Regions from separate parts of the Homo sapiens genome. Here region 1 is linked to region 2. Evidence: chromatin contacts called from ENCODE Hi-C or POLR2A ChIA-PET data. All regions are on one chromosome and are shown on one strand. Each heading gives the region's core, a stretch centred on a gene start or an enhancer-like site at or near the end of the contact. The rest is flanking DNA. Distances are from core to core; before and after follow the strand shown. Region 1 overlaps THOC5 (THO complex subunit 5). Region 2 has its middle 17 kb from the start of RFPL1.

Region 1 (6,133 bases), core at 1,329-3,828, 100 kb before region 2:
AGCTAGGACTGGAAGCGTGCACCACCATGGCTGGCTTTGAGATAATTTTAGGCTCATAGAAGACTTGCCAAAATAACATGAGTTCCTATATACTCTTCATTCAGCTTCCCTAAAGTTACATCTTAATTAAAGATGGTATGATTAACAGCGATCCACACCACTCTTAATTTCATTGGCCCAATACTGTTAACAAAATGACAGAATTTTTTTAGTTTCTTCCTTTTTTAATTAATGTCCTTTTTCTGTCCCAAGATCCAAGCCAGGGTCTCAAAGTGCATTTAGTTGCCATGCTCCTTAGTCTGCTCTAGGCAGTGAGTGTCTCAGTCTTTCCTTGTGTTTCATGACCTTGATTAGACTGAGATTATGGATTTGGGGGAGAGAATAGCATAGATGAGGTCGTCGCTATCATGTCATATCAGGAGTACCTGATGCCACTGTATTATTTCTGCTGATATTGACCTTGATCGCTTGGTTCCCTTTCCATCTTGTATTTGTTAGAAGCAGAGTCACTAAGTCCAGCCCACTCTCAAGGGCAGAGAAATTAAGCCCTACCTCTTGGTGGGAAGCGTAGCAAAGAATTTGTAGATGCTCTCCTTGCTTCTTTTTGTTCATTATATTACTGTTGTGATTTTTTTTTTTCTTGAGACAGAGTCTCGCTCTGTTGCCCAGGCTGGAGTGCAGTGGCGTGATCTCTGCTCACTGCAAGCTCCACCTCCTGGGTTCACACCATTCTCCTGCCTCAGCCTCCCAAGTAGCTGGGACTACAGGTGCCCGCCACCACGCCCGACTGATTTTTTGTATTTTTAGTAGAGACGGGGTTTCACTGTGTTAGCCAGGATGGTCTCGATCTCCTGACTTCATGATCTGCCCACCTTGGCCTCCCAGAGTGCTGGGATTACAGGTGTGAGCCACCGCGCCTGGCCGATTTTGTTTTTATAGTAAATGATTGTAAAAGTCTCTGAATTTTTCTATAATTCTGTTTTTCTTTTTTTGTTATAATTTCAACTTTTATTTTCGATTCTGGGGATACATGTGCCGATTTGTTACACTATTTTGCGTGGTCCTGAGGTTTGGGGTATGAATGATCCCGTCACCTAGGTAGTGGGCATAATACCTAGTAGTTAGTTTTTCAACACTTGACCCCCCCACCTTACTACCCCCTATGACTCTGTTCACTCTGCTCTGAGTGTTTTGACTCATAAATTCTCTCATCTTCCTCCCCTCCAGATGACAGTGTGCTTCACCTGACTTTCTACTACCTCATGAACCTCAACATCATGACAGTAAAAGCCAAAGTGACAACTGCCATGGAGCTGATCACCCCCATCAGTGCAGGGTATTGAGCAGGCGCTCTGGGCAATGACGTGCGGGATGGGGAGGTGATGAGAGCCTCATTGTGGGGCTGCTCTCGGTTCCTCCCTCTGGCTCTGGAGAGGGCTACGGCTGTGTTGACTTGTCTTGTATCCAGATGGACCAGAAGTCCTGGCACATCGCTGGTATTTAGAAAGCACTCTCTGACTTTAATTTGTGAAGTCCTCTTACTACACAGCAGATGATAAAAGTGACAACAGCATATTTGCAAATTGAGTAGGTGGGGCAGAGCACCAGCTTTTTGCTACCAGTGGAAAGTGTGTGAATATAAAATGAGATTTGGCAGACATTATTAGGTTGCCAAATTCAGGCCACTCTTTCCCTTTTCTCTTTCTATCCCAAGGTGCTGGGATTTTTGCTCCCCAGCTCAGCCCAAGCCCATGTCCTTATCTGGGTGGTGGGAGGACTGTGGTGGGTCCCTGTGAAAGTTTTGAGAAGAGTGAGCAGAGGCACAGTAATGACAGCCATCATCGCATCCCCAGGAAGGCCCTGACTACAGTGTTCTTTTTTTAATTTCTATTTTTGTTGATACACAGTCTCACTATGTTGCCCAGACTGGAGGACCATGGCATAATCATAGCTCACTGTGGCCTCAAACTTCTGGGCTGTAGTGATCCTCCTACCTCAGCCTCCTGAGTAACTAGGACTACAGGTGCATGCCACCATGCCTGGCTGACTTTCTATTTTTATTTTATAGAAACGGGGTCTTGCTGTGTTGCCCAGGGTGGTCTTGAACTCCTGGCCTCAAGCACTCCTCCCGTCTCTGCCTCTCACAGTGCTGGAATTCCAGGCATGAGTCACCATACCTGGCCCAATCATGGCATTCTTCTTCTGCAAACATGGGCGGGAAGAAGGGTCATGCGGGGCTGAGGGTGAAATAGCTTCCATTCACAAGAGCACTGCCCTGACCTAGTCCCACTGTCAGCTGCAGAAAGACCACTGAGGCTTAGGGAGGTACAGCTCTGGTGCCTGGTAGAGCAGGGCTCTTTCCACCCCTGCCAGTTCTCCATGATGCTGGTGTCTCTTGGGTTTTAGACTGCCCTTAGAGTCCACATCCCCTTCAGGCCATAGCAGCTTTGGCTGCTGTGCCTGAGAGTGTTGTTGGACACCCCCAGGGGTGCTCTGGATGAAATTGCCCCTGTTCCCATCTGACCCCAGCAGAGGGAGCCCAGGGCTTGCTTCTGAGCACCCAGTTACACTGTCCAGGGCTCTCAGTTCATTGAGGAGTTCCAGGGCCCCCAGATCGTGGTAGAGCTCATCATGAACATTCTGCTTGTTCATTTCTCAGGTGCCCTACATGCTAATAACAGGGCTGCAGCCTGGCTTTATTGCATGCTCAACTCCAGCTCTTCACTAAGCTGTATACCTGGCCTCAGAATCTGTTTCCTCGCTGTGTGGTTGTTAATTGTAATATCCCCTCCCAGGGTGCTTGTGAAGAGTCAGGTCAAGTGCTTAGCATAGAGGAAGCACTTGGTAAAGGACAGCTGATTTATAATCATTGACTCTTGTAACTTTCACAATAGCTCTATGAGGTGAGTTAACTGAGGCTCTGGACAGTTAAGGGGTAGCCTCAAGGTCACAGGTAGAGAGTGGAGAATTATGATTCGAAGTCAGCAAGACCTGTATACCACTGCTGTCATAGCCAGGTGGGCCCTGACCCCCAAACAGGGAGGAGACATAAAAGGAGATGCCACTGTGAAACTGGGATTAGGTCTTTTAGGCCTTCAGGTGTTGTCTAGCTCATCCTCCTTTTACAAATAGAGAAACTGAGGTCCAGGGAGCATACAACCAATTATCGCAGCACTGGACCTAAAGCCCGAGACTCTGGGCTCCCAGCCCAGAAGCCTTTGCTCAAATACAGGCTGCCTTTGGCCACATGAAGACAGCAACCTGGCATACAGTTTTATTGATTTATCTATTAAAACATAAAGGGTATATTCTCACACTAATTCTTGAATCTCATACTATCATTCTAATTTCCCTGATTTTTTTCATATATTTTTTGGGGGAGGGAGTTTTCAGACAAACAATTTTTTTTAATAGTTTTGTGTTTTGAGTCTGGATCACTATAAGGCCCATACATTGCCAATGAGCAAAGCTTCTTTCAAGTATCTTATCAGAGGGTCCTGCCATCTCTTTTGTTTTCTCCTAAGATTCATTGTCTTGGGCTTTCCACCGTCTTTGTATTTGTTGGAGAAAATGGGTCGTTTGCTCTGTAGGTTCTACCTAGTCTGGATTTTGAGGACTGCGTCCCTGTGGTATCGTTAAACGTGTTCGTCTTTCTACCTGTGTGTTCTTGTGAACAGGGAGTTGGCTTAGAGACTTGATCAGATTAGGTTTTCGAAATTTTTTTGTGGTGGTGGGGTGGGTAGAGGGCAGGACTGTATCATGGCTGTTGTTGAATACTTCCATCAAGAGGCACAGGCTCTCTTTATTTTTGTGATGTTACTGTCTTGACAACTGTTGCCTAGATCCATTAATTCATTAGAGAATTTTTAAAAATCCTCCCTGACAGAGTTAATGTTTTTATTTTATTATTTATTTATTTATTTATTTATTTTGAGAAGGAGTCTCTGTGTGTCGCCCAGGCCGGAGTGCAGTGGTGAGATCTTGACTCACTGCAACCTCCACCTCCCTGGTTCAAGTGATTCTCCTGCCTCAGCCTCTCGAGTAGCTGGGATTACAGGCATGCGCCACCACGCCTGGCTGATTTTTGTATTTTTAGTGGAGATGGGGTTTTGCCATGTTGGCCAGGCCAGTCTTAAGAGTTAATGGTTTGGTTTTTTGTTTTCTTTTTTTCTTGAGACAGAGTCTCGCTCTGTCGCCCAGGCTGGAGTGCAGTGGTACGATCTCAGCTCACTGCAACCTCCGCCTCCTGGGTTCATGCAGTTCTCCTGCCTCAGCCTCCCAAGTAGCTGGGACTACAGGCGCGTGCCACCATGCTGGGCTAATTTTTGTATTTTCAGTAGAGACGGGGTTTCACCATTTCGGCCAGGATGGTCTCGATCTCTTGACCTCATGATCTGCCCGCCTCGGCCTCCCAAAGTGCTGGGATTACAGGCGTGAGCCACCACGCCCGGCCACTAAGGTTTTTTTAATCCCTTACTTTTTATCAAAATTTTATAACAAAGATTTGACTGGTTGAGAAGTTTTTTTGTTTTGGTGTTATATTTTTATGACTATAAATAGCCTTTCCTTTTATGTTCATCATTTTTACCAAGTTCAGTTGTCTTAGCCATATGTTGCAGATATAAATTTTGCCAAGAAGGTGATTCCTTCATCAGGTTTTGTCAATTAATAACCTTCATCGTGGGCAGTTTTAGTTCTGTTTTATTTATTTACTAATAGATTGAATCAATCTATTAGTAATAGTCCCTAAACACTTGCTAAAAGACTGAAAAGTTTTATTTTATTTTATTTTATTTTATTTTATTTATTTTTTTGAGACAGAGTCTCGCTCTGTCACCCAGGCTAGAGTGCAGTGGTGCAATCTTGGCTTATTGCCAGCTCCGTCTCCCGGGTTCACACCATTCTCCTGCCTCAGCCTCCCAAGTAGCTGGGACTATAGGCGCCCGCCACCATGCCCAGCTAATTTTTTTTTTTTTTTTGTATTTTTAGCAGAGACGGGGTTTCACCGTGTTAGCCAGGATGGTCTCGATCTCCTGACCTCATGATCCGCCCGTCTCGGCCTCTCAAAGTGCTGGGATTACAGGCGTGAGCCACTGTGCCTGGCCTGAAATGTTTTATTTGTTTGGTAGTCAGTTCTCCATTTGAGGTGGTGAAGGGGGCAAAGACCTTGGGGAACAGGGATACTCAGTGAGACACAGTAGGGAAGAGCTGGAAGCCTCCACTGTCCTAGCATGGAGTTCCTGAAGGCATGCTGGGGCCAAAACGCAGGACCGGCACGTGCTGCCCAAGTTGCTCCTGACGTTATCCATGGAAAGATGAAGGAGAACCCCCTTTGGTTCAGGGAAAGAATGGGCCTTGTCATCCTTTGTGATAAAATTACTACATTACCCTCCCACATTATCTCTTTTTTGCTTGTCACATTTAATGACAAACTGTGCCCGAACCATCCCAGGTGGGTGGCAGTGGCGTCACTATTTCTCTCCGCTTGTAGCTGTGGGTCTCCAGTGTATGTGATTGTATCTTTTTCTGGGAACATACAGGGGGCCTTTTCCTGTGATGAGCATAAGATTTGGTCAAAGTGAGATAGACATAGCACCAAAGCTATACACTTGTTCTCTCTGTAGCAGAAAGGAGTCTGTTCTGCTTTTATGAAAATTGAAATTATTTCTACTGATGGTGTCATGGGACTTTGCTCCCCTGAGGTAAGGCCTTAGGCACCATATAAATCTTGAAGGGATGAGTTTTTTAAAAATTAATGATTAAGAGTACTAGTCTGTTTGATCAGACAATATAAAGCCACCTCTAGCACTTACTAGCAGTGTGATCTTGAATAAGCCATATCTTTTAAAGCCTTGAGTTTTTCCTCTATAAAATGGAAATGATAATCCTCCCTCATAGGGTTGTAAGGATGCAATGACCTCAAGCATATAAACGGTCTGGCCCACAGAAAGCCTTCAATAAATGGTGGCATTGGTCATCAGTGAGACGTGGCATTACCATCCCCAAATGCCCAAGCCTATGTTGAAGAAAGATGTTGGCTGCATTCTCACTGCTTACTGTTTTTCCTTTTCTAGTGACTTGCTGTCTCCTGACTCAGTCCTGAGTTGCTTGTATCCTGGGGATCATGGAAAGA
Region 2 (6,314 bases), core at 3,600-6,099:
TCTCGATCTCCTGACCTCGTGATCCGCCCGCCTGGGCCTCCCAAAGTGCTGGGATTACAGGCGTGAGCCACCGCGCCTGGCCTGGAGTTGTGTGGTTTTCTATAACATATAAAAACTACAGATAGGATTGGAAGGCTGTACTTGAAAGTCTCAATTTTGCGGGGGGGGGGGTGGGAGGGACAGGGAGACAGAGTCTTGCTCTGTCACCACGCTGGAGTGCTGTGGCTCAATCTTGGCTCACTGCAACCTCCGCCTCCTGGGTTCAAGTGATTCAGCCTCCCGAGTAGATGGGACTACAGGTGTGCACCACTGCGTCCAGCCTCAATTTTTTTTTTTTTTTTTTTTTTTACTTTGTCCTTAGCCACTGTCAAGGAATTGTCCTCCTTTTCAGAAGCGGGAAGCAGAATTCCTTCATCGATAGAGCATAGGAACTAAGCTCAGGTAGACCTGAGATGGTCTCCCAGCCCAGCCACTTACAAGCCATTTGACCTTGGGCAAATTATGCAACATCCCTGAGTCCTTTTCTCATTTTCTGTAAAATGGGATTCAAAGCAGTTATATTATTGACAAGATTAAATGAGGTAATGTGGGTGAAGCTCCTGCCTTTAATAGGGGCTCGGTAAATGATAGATTCTTAATAAATCTTAGAACCATCCTAGAAGCCTTGGCCATGTATCCAGGGTATCTTTGTTCCTGTGTAACTTCTTTTCTTTCATCTGTTGCCCAGAAGAACTATTGAGGTACACAGTAGATGCTCAGTAAATTTTTGTTGAATGAATGGCGGAGCTTCACTACTTTCTTTGTCCTATGGTCTTTTTTTTTTCTGAGACAAAGCAGGATTCTGTCTCCCAGGCTGAAGTGCAGTGGTGCTATCTTGGCTCACTGCAGCCTCCGTCTCCCGGGTTCCAGTGATTTTTCCGCCTCAGCCTCCTGAGTAACTGGGATTACAGGCACGCACCACCACGCCCAGCTAATTTTTTGTATTTTTAGTAGAGATGGGTTTCATCTGGTCTCGATCTCCTGACCTCAGGTGATCCACGTGCCTTGGCTGGGATTACAGGCATGAGCTATAGCACCTGGCCCTTATTGTCTTACAATAGTACTTTACACCGTGAGCTTTGCTCTAGGAGATGTCCTGAGAGAGCCTGTAAGAAATTTGGCCAGGTAGATTTGGGAACTGCTATAGATTCTAGCCCTTTCCACAGATGAATCATACATGTTACTGTTTTAGCAGCTTAGAGAAGTCATGGGGAGAAGTCTCCCTAGCCTTTTAAGCTTGGTATTTTCTAATCTCATTTGACTGTATAGGGTAACATCGTGCCTTGATGATGCTGTGATGAGGCTTCTAATGAGTTAATGTGTGCCAAGCATTTAGGACAGTGCTGAGCAAAGTGGGTCCCACAAAGGGGCTGCTGTAAGCCCGTCCATCCTTGTGCAGATATTTTTGTGGGAAAGATTTCTAGAAGAGGCACATTCAAAAATTTGATGGGATCAGGTGTGGTGGCTCACACCTGTAATCCCAGCACTTTGGGAGGCCGAGGCAGGAGGATTGGCTGAGCCCAGGAGTTTGAGACCAGCCTGGGCAACATGGTGAGATCCCATCTCTGAAGAAAAAAAAAAAAGTTGATAGATTCCTCAGAATTACTTTTCAAAATCTAATCTGCCATGATCTAAAGTTTGTTTCTCCAGGAAATAGATAAGCAGCTGTTTTCCTGTACCACATGTGTTCTGGATCCTTCTCCTCCTCCCTCTGCACCATAACTGAAGATGGGATGGAGCATAACTGAAAGTCACCCCTCTCTTCTCTCTCTTGCAGAAGCCTGGCTACAGATAAGGGACCAAAATGACTGACTCAAAATATTTCACCACGACCAAGAAAGGTATTACTTGTTTAATAATGGGCCTTGTCCTACGCTTTCTCTTCCTGTCCCTTCTGTTTTCCTCCTATGGCGGTAGGGAGTAGGGGTGGGAATGAAGGCCTGGAAACATGTGGCAGGAATGACCTAGAGCTTGTGGTAGATCTAGAAAATTGAACTGTTGATGATATAAGAAATTGACCACTCCTTTTAGAGCTCAGAAAGGGAAGAACATTAGCTCCAAGTGCTAAAATAATTATGTTTTTGTTTCCAGGGGAAAGAAGACACACAATCCTATCAGCATCCCCACAGCAGAGAGAGAGTGTGTGTGTGTGTGTGTATGTGTGTGTTTCCGTCCATGTACCTGTGTGTCCTTATCCAACGGCACATGTTTTTCTTTTTTTTGAGATGGAGTTTCACTCTTGTCGCCCAAGCTGGAGTGCAGTGGCGCGATCTTGGCTCACTGCAACCTCTGCCTCCCAGGTTCAAGTGATTCTCCTGCCTCAGTTTCTGGAATAGCTGGGATTACATGTGCCCGCCACTATGCCCAGCTAATTTATTTATTTATTTGAGACTGAGTTTTGCTCTTGTTGCCCAGGCACGAGTACAATGGCACCAATATTGGCTCACTGCAACCTCTGCCTCCTGGGTTCGAGCGATTCTTCTGCCTCAGCCTCCCAAGTCATGGGATTACAGGCATGCACCACCATGCCTGGCTAATTTTGTATTTTTGGTAGAGATGGCGTTTCTCCATACTTGTCAGGCTGGTCTCAAACTCCCAACCTCAGGTGATCCACCAGCCTCAGCCTCCCAAAGTGCTAGGATTACAGGTGTGAGCCACTGCACCTGGCAGTTTTTTGTATTTTTAGTAGAGATGGGGTTTCACCATGTTGGCCAGGCTGGTCTCAAACTCCTGACCTCAAGTGATCCACCCACCTTGGATTGAGTCTATTGAGTAGCTACACTGAAATTTGCTAAGCTAGGCTTATATCGTTGGATATTTTGGTTGTTTCTGCTTTTAAGGAAATGGAGGATGTTGTCGTAGCTGACAAATGTGCTTTGACCCTGTAAGCATCTTTCTGGCCAGCCCTTCCTTCCTCCCTCCTTCCTTCCAAGTGATACTGACACATGCCTGCCGACCAGATGAAAAGAGTCTGTTGTTGGATCAGCTGATCCAGGACCCGAAGTCTGCCCCTTATCAGGCATTTCATGTATTGGTCTAGCTGGTTTTTACTGAGAACCTACCATGTGCAGTGGAAGAGAAACAGAGCCTCTGACCTGGTGTTGCTCAAGGTTGAGCAGGGAAGACAGTCTGTAGAGTAGTAACCACACTGAAGTGTACTGGGTCCAGGGGGGACTGTGGGAGAGCTCTGGGTGGAGCTGGCCAGATCGATGGGGGATAGGAAGGGGAAGGAGTGAGTGCTGTGCCTGTGACACATTTGGGGAAAGGAAGGTAGTGGGCATGAGCTACCGAGGAGGGTGATACAAGAAGAGGTTAGAGCCAGGCACAGTGGCGCCCCAGGTGGTGGCTTGGGTGGGAGGATTACTTGCTTGAGCCCAGGAGTTCGAGTCTAGCCTGGGCAACTAATTGAAAAAAGAGAGAAAGCAATTGGAGAGGTACACAGGGATCAGTCTTGTGGGGCTTAGTGAGCCACAGGGTGAACGTAGTGCTGAGTGTATTGGAGTCCCAGGGGTGGGTTTTGTTGTTTGTTTGTTTTTTTTGAGACAGAGTCTCTGTCACCCAGGCTGGAGTGCAATGGGAAGATCTCTGCTCACTGCAGCCTCCTGGGTTCAAGCAATTCTCCCAAGTAGCTGGGACTACAGGCACGTGCCACTATGCCGAGCTAATTTTTTTATTTTGGGGTTGGGGTTTTTTAGTGGATTTCTTTTGGGAAGAGAGATGTGTGGACAGACATGCCTGGGTTCAATGCTCCAGCCAAAGAGACAAGGAAACAGGTTTAGGAAAGCAAAGTGAGTATCTTGGGTAGGCCCAAGCATAGGGATTGAGAGCATGGGCTTTGGAGCTAGCAGACCTGGTTTTGAGTTTCAGTCCTACCACCTGCTGGCATTGGGTTTACGTTACTGAGCCTCTCACAGCCTCCATTTGCTCACTGCGAAATGGAGGGAAATGCAGAGTTGTGAGGATGAAATAAGAAAATGTGTGGGAACAAGTTAGTATGGGACTGGGCTTAGAGAAGGGCTCAGGGGGGCTGGGCACGGTGGATCACGCCTGTAATCCCAGCACTTTGGGAGGCCAAGGCAGGTGGATCACCTGAGGTCAGGAGTTTAAGACCACCCAGGCCAACGTGGTGAAACCCCGTCTCTACTAAAAATACAAAAATTAGGAGGGTATGATGGTGCCCGCCTGTAGTTCCAGCTATCTGGGAGGTTGAGGCAGGAGAATTGCTTGAACCCGGGATGTGGAAGTTGTGGTGAGCCGAGATCGCACCGTTGCACTCCAGCCCGGGAGACAGAGTGAGACTTCGTCTCAAAAAAAAAAAAAAAAAAAAAAAAGCAAAAAACCATCTGCAGTGGCTCATGCCTGTAATCCCAAGGCTTTGGGAGGCTGAGGAGGGCAGACCACGAAGTCAGGATTTCAAGACCAGCCTGGCCAACATGGTGAAACCCCATCTCTACTAAAAATACAAAAATTAGCCAGGCATGACGGCACGTGCCTGTAGTCCCTGCTACCCGGTATGCTGAGGCAGGAGAATTGCTGGAACCCGGGAGGCAGAAGTTGCAGTGAGCTGAGATGGGGCCACTGCACTCCAGCCTGGGTGACAGAGCGAGACTCCATCTCAAAAAAAGAGAGAGAAGGGGTCAGGAAATGACATCTGCCCTCCTAACCTGTTATCAGGGTCCTGACTATCTGTCCATGGCAGGACCAGACAACCCTACTTCCTCATTTGTTTTTCTCACATCATGAAGTTCTTCAGAACAATTGATTTCATGCTTGAGCTCTCATGGAGCAGCTGAATTCCCATTTTCAGAGCTGAGCAACCACTTGTGTCTCAGGAAGTGAAATCCTGAGCAAGCTGTCTTAGAGGTTTGAGGAAAACAGGAAAGGCCTCCATGTGGGAATCCACAAATCCTGCTCTCACCCCGCAAGCCTTAAGTACTCAGGTTCTATTGCACTGAGCCTTTTAAGGGTCTTTTGTTGAGTGAGGGTAGCTGAGGACAGCTTTGCCTTCCACTGGGTTTTTAGCTCCCTGGCTGAGCAGAGCCTGCCATCATGTTTTTGATGCTTTTGTCTTCCTCAGAACCTTTGTAGCTTCCATGGTTCCTGTTGCTTCAATCCAGAGTGGCCTCTAAGTTTCTTTTTTTTTCTTTTCTTTTTTTTTTTTTTTGGAGAGAGGATCTCACTTTGTGTCACCCAGGCTGGAGTGTAGTGGTGTCATGGCTCATGGCAGCCTCGACCTCTGGCCTCAAACAATCCTCCAGCCTCAGCCTCCCGAGTAGCTGGGATTACAGGCTTGCACCAAAAAATCGCGCTGATTTTTTGTATTTTATTAGAAACGAGGTTTCACTACGTTGGCCAGGATGGTCTTGATCTCCTGGCCTCGTGATCTGCCTCCCTCGACCTCCCAAAGCGCTGGGATTACAGACATGAGCCACCGTGCCCAGCTGATCCTCAGCCTCTTAAAGTGCTGGGATTACAGGTGTGAGCGACTGCACCCGGCCTACAAGTTTCCATCTTGTTAATTCCTGTCCTAACAGTCATCCCTCACTGTTGCCTGGCCCACCTGAGGCCAGGCGCCTGAAGCTTCCCTCAGCCAACAGCATAGGATGTCTTACGTGCCTCCCTCCGGTTCTTTTGGAAGTTAGATACTGGGAATTGTCCCCTGCCAGGGTAGGGAGGGATCACTCATGCTTGCCTCCTTTCCTTAGGGGAGATCTTCGAGCTGAAGGCAGAGCTCAACAGTGACAAGAAGGAGAAGAAGAAGGAGGCAGTGAAGAAAGTGATTGCATCGATGACCGTGGGCAAAGATGTCAGGTGTGTAGGAGTAGGCCTGGTGGCAGCTGGAAGCTGGCTGACAGGGGAGGGTTTATAGCTTGGGTCCACTTCAGTCTCTCCTTTAGGGTGTCTAGGGACCCATGTCTCCCCTCATACAGCTCCCTTCATAAAACTTTCTTCCCAATAGAAGGTTTTGTTTACACAGGAATCACGAGCCCAGACACTGACAGGTCAGGTGGTGATGGAGTGAGTTAACTGGAGTAGGTGGGAAAGGCAGCAGGTGATGGAGTGGGTGTGGCATGAACCCTCTCAGAAACTCCAGAGGATCAGTACTGGCTGGGGAAGAGGACCCAGTGTGGCCAGGTCTTCTGGTTTTTAAAAAGAATGGGAAATCTGGGCCAGGCGCAGTGGCTCACACCTGTAATCCTAGCACTTGGGGAGGCCCAGGTGGGCGGATCTCGAGGTCAGGAGTTCGACACCAGCCTGGCCAATGTGGTGATATC

What was found. A loop is a pair of places that touch in the nucleus more often than their neighbours do. ChIA-PET counts read pairs that join two places held with the same protein, here RNA polymerase II (POLR2A). Pooled maps may share reads with other maps.
Region 1: a pooled map shows a loop between it and region 2 (2.3-fold over the local background). The contact joins two enhancer-like sites. A Hi-C loop is called at or near these places in 2 of 50 pooled maps. POLR2A ChIA-PET finds 5 or more read pairs at or near these places in 4 of 52 experiments (H1, PC-9, activated CD4-positive, alpha-beta T cell and 1 more).

What each region holds. Positions count from the first base shown.
Region 1 is chr22:29,521,041-29,527,173 of GRCh38, reverse strand. THOC5 (THO complex subunit 5) reads left to right here. Exons shown (of 20, transcript NM_003678.5): 12 at 1,228-1,336; 13 at 6,075-6,133. Among named protein-coding and RNA genes, the nearest start is that of THOC5, 30 kb to the left of the region's middle. Within about 2 kb of position 2,578, at least 2 of the 41 ENCODE cell types and tissues checked have a DNase peak (open chromatin) inside an H3K27ac peak, as active enhancers do.
Region 2 is chr22:29,418,691-29,425,004 of GRCh38, reverse strand. It overlaps a transcript of RFPL1 not described here. Among named protein-coding and RNA genes, the nearest start is that of RFPL1, 17 kb to the left of the region's middle. Within about 2 kb of position 4,849, at least 2 of the 41 ENCODE cell types and tissues checked have a DNase peak (open chromatin) inside an H3K27ac peak, as active enhancers do.